Linked DNA regions of Mus musculus: region 1 is linked to region 2. Evidence: chromatin loops called from intact Hi-C (ENCODE). Cell type or tissue: heart. All regions are shown on one strand. Links, peaks and the distances in the headings refer to the core of each region. The heading gives the core; the rest is flanking DNA.

Region 1 (2,909 bases), core at 110-2,609, 290 kb after region 2:
AATAACTCTTGACAGGCTCGACTTCTAAGATCAAGCCAGACAGTCTGTGTCAGTTACCATGTGCCTGCAACTGTAATGCAAGGAAGTACAAAGAAATACATACTTTCTACTCTCAAGAACCCTACAATTTAGTTATAAGGTTATTTGAATGGTAATGTGTTATCACAGTATATTATGGGCAATGCATAGTAAAAAACCAATAGAGGTAGTTATTAATCTACACCATGTAATTACATCAAAGCACAGACATACCAGACTATGACTAGAGGTTAATACGGCTCACTCAAAGGATAAATGTGAAGTGTAGGATGAGAGATGTCTAGGCCGAATGGAGCCACTTCTATGGTAATCTAGAAGACATTCCCTAGGGGCAGGCTCAGTTTGTAAGATCAAGGCAGTCTGCGTCAGTTACCATGCGTCTGAGACTGTAATACATTACAAGAAAGTACAAAGAAATAAAGAAATACTTTCTACTCTCACGAACAATTTACTTGAAACTGAAAACATTGTAAAATAAAGTATGAAGTTCTTGGCCCGGCGTGGTGGCGCACGCCTTTAATCCCACCACTTGGGAGGCAGAGGCAGGCGAATTTCTGAGTTCGAGGCCAGCCTGGTCTACAGAGTGAGTTCCAAGACAGCCAGGACTATACAGAGAAATCCTGTCTCGAAAAACCAGAAAAAAAAAAAAAAAAGAGTATGAAGTTTTAAAAAGTCAATTATAAGTGCAGTAAGAAATCAGGAAAAGAATGAAAGAGTTGGAGTCTTTGGCAAGAAACTAATAGTGGTAGGGTGAACGGAGTGGGTTGACGGCCGATTTTGACCTAGTTGAAGAGTTCTTGAAAAGAACGGAGTTGACAGTACTCCAGGGGAGACAATCTAGACGTATTTCGGTAGGAGGAACCTTCTTATCAGGGTAAAAAGACTATTTTATTTTAGGCTTATTCTTTCCATCTGTATTTCCCACTCTCAGTCCTCCAAGCCAGTTGGGCGGGATGTAAGTAGCAGCAGGTAGCAGCTCACTGTGTTCAGCGTCCTCCTCCGTAGATCTGAGCTGGGAACGCGGAAGCTCTGGTTACTAAAAACAAAGTTCACCCAGGTCCCAGGTCCACGACATCTCAGCCACTCCGGGATTTCCGGACAGCGGAAGCGTCGCCAATAAGGGACCGGAAATCCCGCCTTCGCCGGAGGAAGCTGCGGACGCTAGACAGCCAATCCCGAGGAAGGCAATCGTTCCGCGGAGACAGCTGAGAGCCCGCGCGGGGCTGGAGGCCGGAAGTACCGTGGGGGCGGGACTTGGGGTGCCGGAAGTGATCATTCCTCGGTTCTTCCTGTCGGTGCTGTAGCAGAGGAGATGCTCCCGGCGGCTGAGAGGCGTCAGCCCGAGGACGGTTAGCGAGAGGGGCGCAGTGTGGACCCGGGGCCGGGCCGGGCCGGGCGGGTGGCCCGCACTCGGACCATGAGCTACCCCATGCACTGGGGGGAATGGATCCTGAACTTTCGGGTGCCGCCCGCCGGGGTGTTCGGCGTGGCCTTCCTGGCCCGGGTCGCCCTGGTTTTCTACGGTGTCTTCCAGGACCGGACTCTGCTGGTGAGGTACACCGACATAGACTACCACGTGTTCACGGACGCCGCGCGCTTCGTCACGGAAGGGCGCTCCCCGTACCTGCGGGCGACCTACCGCTACACCCCGCTCCTGAGCTGGCTCCTCACCCCCAACGTCTACCTCAGCGAACTCTTCGGCAAGTTTCTCTTCATCAGCTGCGATCTCCTCACCGCCTTCCTCCTGTACCGCCTGCTGCTGCTCAAGGGGCTGGGGCGCCGCCAAGCCTGTGGCTACTGCGTCTTCTGGCTTCTCAACCCTTTGCCCATGGCGGTGTCCAGCCGGGGCAACGCGGACTCCATCGTCGCCTCCCTGGTTCTCTCGACCCTGTACTTCATAGAGAAACGGCTCATCGCGTGCGCCGCGGTGTTCTATGGCTTCGCGGTGCACATGAAGATGTACCCGGTGACCTACATCCTCCCCATAGCGCTCCATCTGCGGCCCGAGCGCGACGATGACGAGCGTCTCCGGCAAGCCCGGTTCTCTTTCCAGGCTCGTTTGTACGACTTCCTGAGGAGGCTGTGTAGCTGGGCAGTGCTGCTTTTCGTAGCAGTTGCAGGGCTCACGTTTGTTGCCCTGAGCTTCGGTTTTTACTATAAGTACGGTTGGGAGTTTTTGGAGCACACCTACTTTTATCACCTAACTAGGAGGGATATCCGCCATAATTTCTCTCCGTACTTCTATATGCTGTATTTGACTGCCGAGAGCAAGTGGAGTTTTACTCTGGGGATTGCGGCGTTCCTGCCACAGTTCATCTTGCTGTCAGCCGCATCTTTCGCCTACTACAGAGACCTTGTCTTCTGCTGTTTCCTTCATACGTCCATTTTTGTGACTTTTAACAAAGTCTGCACCTCTCAGTACTTTCTTTGGTATCTCTGCCTTCTGCCTCTGGTGATGCCACTGGTGAGGATGCCTTGGAAAAGAGCCGTAGTCCTCTTACTGTTCTGGTTCATAGGACAGGCCTTATGGCTGGCTCCTGCATATGTTCTAGAGTTTCAAGGAAAGAACACCTTCCTGTTTATTTGGTTAGCCGGTTTGTTCTTCCTTCTGATCAACTGTTCCATACTGATTCAGATTATTTCCCATTACAAGGAGGACCGCCTAACGGAGAGAATCAAATACGACTAATGTGTTCTGGATCTTCTGCAACATTCTGATTTTGCCGTATGGACTAGGAGGCTTTGGAATTTTTCTCCTCCCTGAACATTCTAAGCACTCTAGTGAAAGTTCCTTTGTTCCAATAGAAATTAAAACCAGTGTTGGCCTTATATATAAAGGGGGCCCAAGAACTGAGGTCCATGGTCCATCC
Region 2 (2,909 bases), core at 182-2,681:
GCACACTTTAAAAGAGCATTTACTAAGTTTCAGCTCTTATTAATTATCTTGCCTGGTTTGACAGATGATAATCACCTTCTATACATACACTGTAATTTGAATGCCAAGACTCCTAAGCAGGATATGAGTATTTCTGAGTATCCAGGATACAAACTGAATTATTAATGACCACAAATACAAATTCCAATTCCAACTTACACTGGCAGCCAATCTGATGAGTGGCGTTGAGCAGGCGGACACAAGGAGCTGTTTTATTTAAGGGAATGTAGATTTTCCTCTCCACTGAGTTTCCCCCACACAATCCTGATCAGAAGATAAACAGTATTAGGAAAAAGTGAAAGATAATTTGGTATTAGCCTCTATCATCATCAGCTCGATTCATGGTTTCAGTAAAGCATTCACGATCATACTGTCTAACACAAGATTAATGATCATTCTTTTCACTTCTTGGCCACATTATTGGAACATAAGTATTGTAAAGAGGACCTAGCTGTGTATTTTAGAAAGTTATTAGACTCCATGATGATCGATTAATTATAAAGCTAAAAGGTGATTGTCAAAAGTCTTTGACTTCAGATGTGCCGGCGTCAAGTTTCAGGGCTAAACAAGTCTGCTTCTTTTAGCTTGCCTGTACATTACTAATTAGTTATCAAAAGAGCTCTGGTCTAAGAATATAGATTGCCAAAACCAAACAAAGAAAAGCACTAACAACAAAAACCACCTAAGAATCTGAACAGACCTAGGAGAAGAAACGTTATGCCACACACCTGGTCAGTTAATGAAATATCAGACCATTTGCCCACACACCTAGAGTATGGGACAGCTACAGTTCCTCCCTTGAAGCTAATCAAAAGCAATGTGAATGTTGAGAAAGACGGAGTCATGGCTATACAAGGAAATGGCTGCATTTCAGGGCTTACCTAGAAAGATATATATATATATCTTTGCTTAACTCTTAGTTGAACACACTATAAATAATTACAGGTGTGTTACTGATTGTACTTCATAATTTAAAGATCACTAAATAGACATTAGATTGGAAAAAAAGAAAATATTCATATACATTAAACGTCTAAGATTCCTTGAATCATTACTTCCCTCTTAACAGTTTAAAGCAGCTAAGCTAACGTTAGCCTCACTTTAGTAAGCTAAGAAAACAAGGAACACAAATTTAGGCTAGAACCAACAGGAGGAAACGGGGGCTCTCATTTTTTCAACGTCGCACAAAGACCACGAAACGAGACTGTTTTGATCTCAAACATACTAAACCGGAGGAAGGGGGCTGAGCTTTTCACACCTGTCCCTTTTGATGGCTGATGGGGTGGCTGGGCTTTAAACAGAGAACGAGGCATGCGAGAAAGGTTGAAGAGAATCAGGCTGGAAACCCAGAAAAGGGCTGGAGAGAACTAAGGAAATGCAGGTCCAGGCAAAGGAGGAACTTATGTCATGGGAACGAAAGACAAGAAGGATTTCCAGGGCGGGGGACAGAGGGGCAATCGGAACCAGAAGGGCATTGCCTGCACTAGCGATGGGCCGTTCCGGACGGCTCCTCTTAAAGACCAGAGCTCCGGGGTGGGGTGACCTCACCTGCCAGTACCACGGAAAAAGACAGAAGAAGAAGACCCCGACTTCCTGGGTCAGGCCCAGAGCCGCCCCTAGTCGTAGCCATCTTGCCTCTCCGCTGGGCGGAAGCCTCAGGTCCCTTCCAGACTCGTAGCGGCCTCTCTAGGCTTCCGCTAGCATCGTCTCTGTGGCCCAGCGCTCCAGAGACCGGAAGTCCTTGTCCGAGGAGCTTCCGGGAGCCGCGACCCGGGAGTAGCTGACGTGGAAGCCTTGGGAGTGCCACCGGGAGCGGCGGGACCCGCTAACCTGACCTAGGAGCCCGAGGCCTGAAGGATGCTAACCAAATTCGAGACGAAGAGCGCGCGGGTCAAAGGTAGTGGAGAAGAAACGGGAACAGCGGAGGTTGGGTGTTGGGGGTAGTGGTGCTGTCACTAAGGCAGGACTCGCTGACCGCGTCGGGCCTCCTGGAAGAACCCGGAGGAATAACCGAGGGAGCGGCTTAGGGTTAGTGGAGTAGTCTGCAGTCCGTGCTGCTTCGTATGTCCTGGAACTTATCGTGTCGTGGCTCGTTAACCTTAGGCCGGCTCCCTACTCCTTCCAGCCACCTCTTCTGGGGGGGTGTGCCAGCCCTTTCTGTTCTTAAGGCCTTATGACTTGGATGCTTTCTGATAACCAGGTTGTATGGAGTGTTTCTGGGGTTTGAGTCTCAGCTTCTGTCACTGGCTACTCCAGTAGCCCGTCTGCTCCATTTCCATGTCCAGTGCTTCCGCTGGACTATTTATTTATTTATTTATTTTTGGCCTATTTGGAGTGAGAGAATGGAGGCCTACTGCCCCACCAGGTCCCGAGCCTGGGTAAGATTGTCCGGTGAAATACAGATGCTTTGTGTTAGATTTGAATACCAGGTAAACAGCTAAATTTTTGGTGATAAGTCTTGAAAGACAAAGGCCTGAGATCACACTCTTTGAAAATGTCGATATTAGAAAAATTAAGTCTATGGAAATCTGATAAAAAATATATCTGGACTATTTCATGATATGCATTATAGTGAAGTGGTTCAGAATTTGTTTATTGGAGTCAGTCAGACTTGCTTAGGAATTCTGAAACGTCTACTAACAAGCCGCCTTAAGGTGTCTCCTTACTATCTCTAAATCTCTATATTCTTATCTTTAAAAATAAGGATAGTTAACACTTTCTTATAAAGAGAATTAAAATGAGAAAGTACATTAACTGTGTTTATAATAGTGCCTGGCAAGACTTAGTAATTCAGAAACTGGAGGTTCTTTAATGGAGGCTATATTCTGGGCAGTTTCTAAGTGTCATGGGAAATTTGATTATAAAGGGTG

The links. A loop is a pair of places that touch in the nucleus more often than their neighbours do. Peaks named below come from ENCODE experiments on the same cell type or tissue, not always from the same donor. Only the 100,000 strongest peaks of a DNase experiment are listed, where the experiment ranks them.
Region 1: it touches region 2 in a loop (16-fold over the local background); 4 of 42 quality-filtered maps call a loop at or near these places.

Annotation. Positions count from the first base shown.
Region 1 is chr1:172,375,243-172,378,151 of GRCm38, forward strand. Pigm (phosphatidylinositol glycan anchor biosynthesis, class M) reads left to right here and starts at 1,289. Exons shown (of 1, transcript NM_026234.4): 1 at 1,289-2,909. The coding sequence starts at 1,457. The coding sequence ends at 2,728. In heart, for the core only: no CTCF peak of the experiment used is centred there; DNase peaks (open chromatin) are centred at 1,139 and 1,939; H3K4me3 peaks cover 2,210 bases; H3K27ac peaks cover 1,502 bases.
Region 2 is chr1:172,081,014-172,083,922 of GRCm38, forward strand. Ncstn (nicastrin) reads right to left here and starts at 1,736. Exons shown (of 17, transcript NM_021607.3): 1 at 1,588-1,736; 2 at 199-303. The coding sequence starts at 1,669. It overlaps Copa (coatomer protein complex subunit alpha), which reads left to right and starts at 1,516. Exons shown (of 33, transcript NM_009938.4): 1 at 1,516-1,936. The coding sequence starts at 1,897. In heart, for the core only: a CTCF peak has its summit at 1,720; a DNase peak (open chromatin) is centred at 1,758; H3K4me3 peaks cover 2,166 bases; H3K27ac peaks cover 2,001 bases.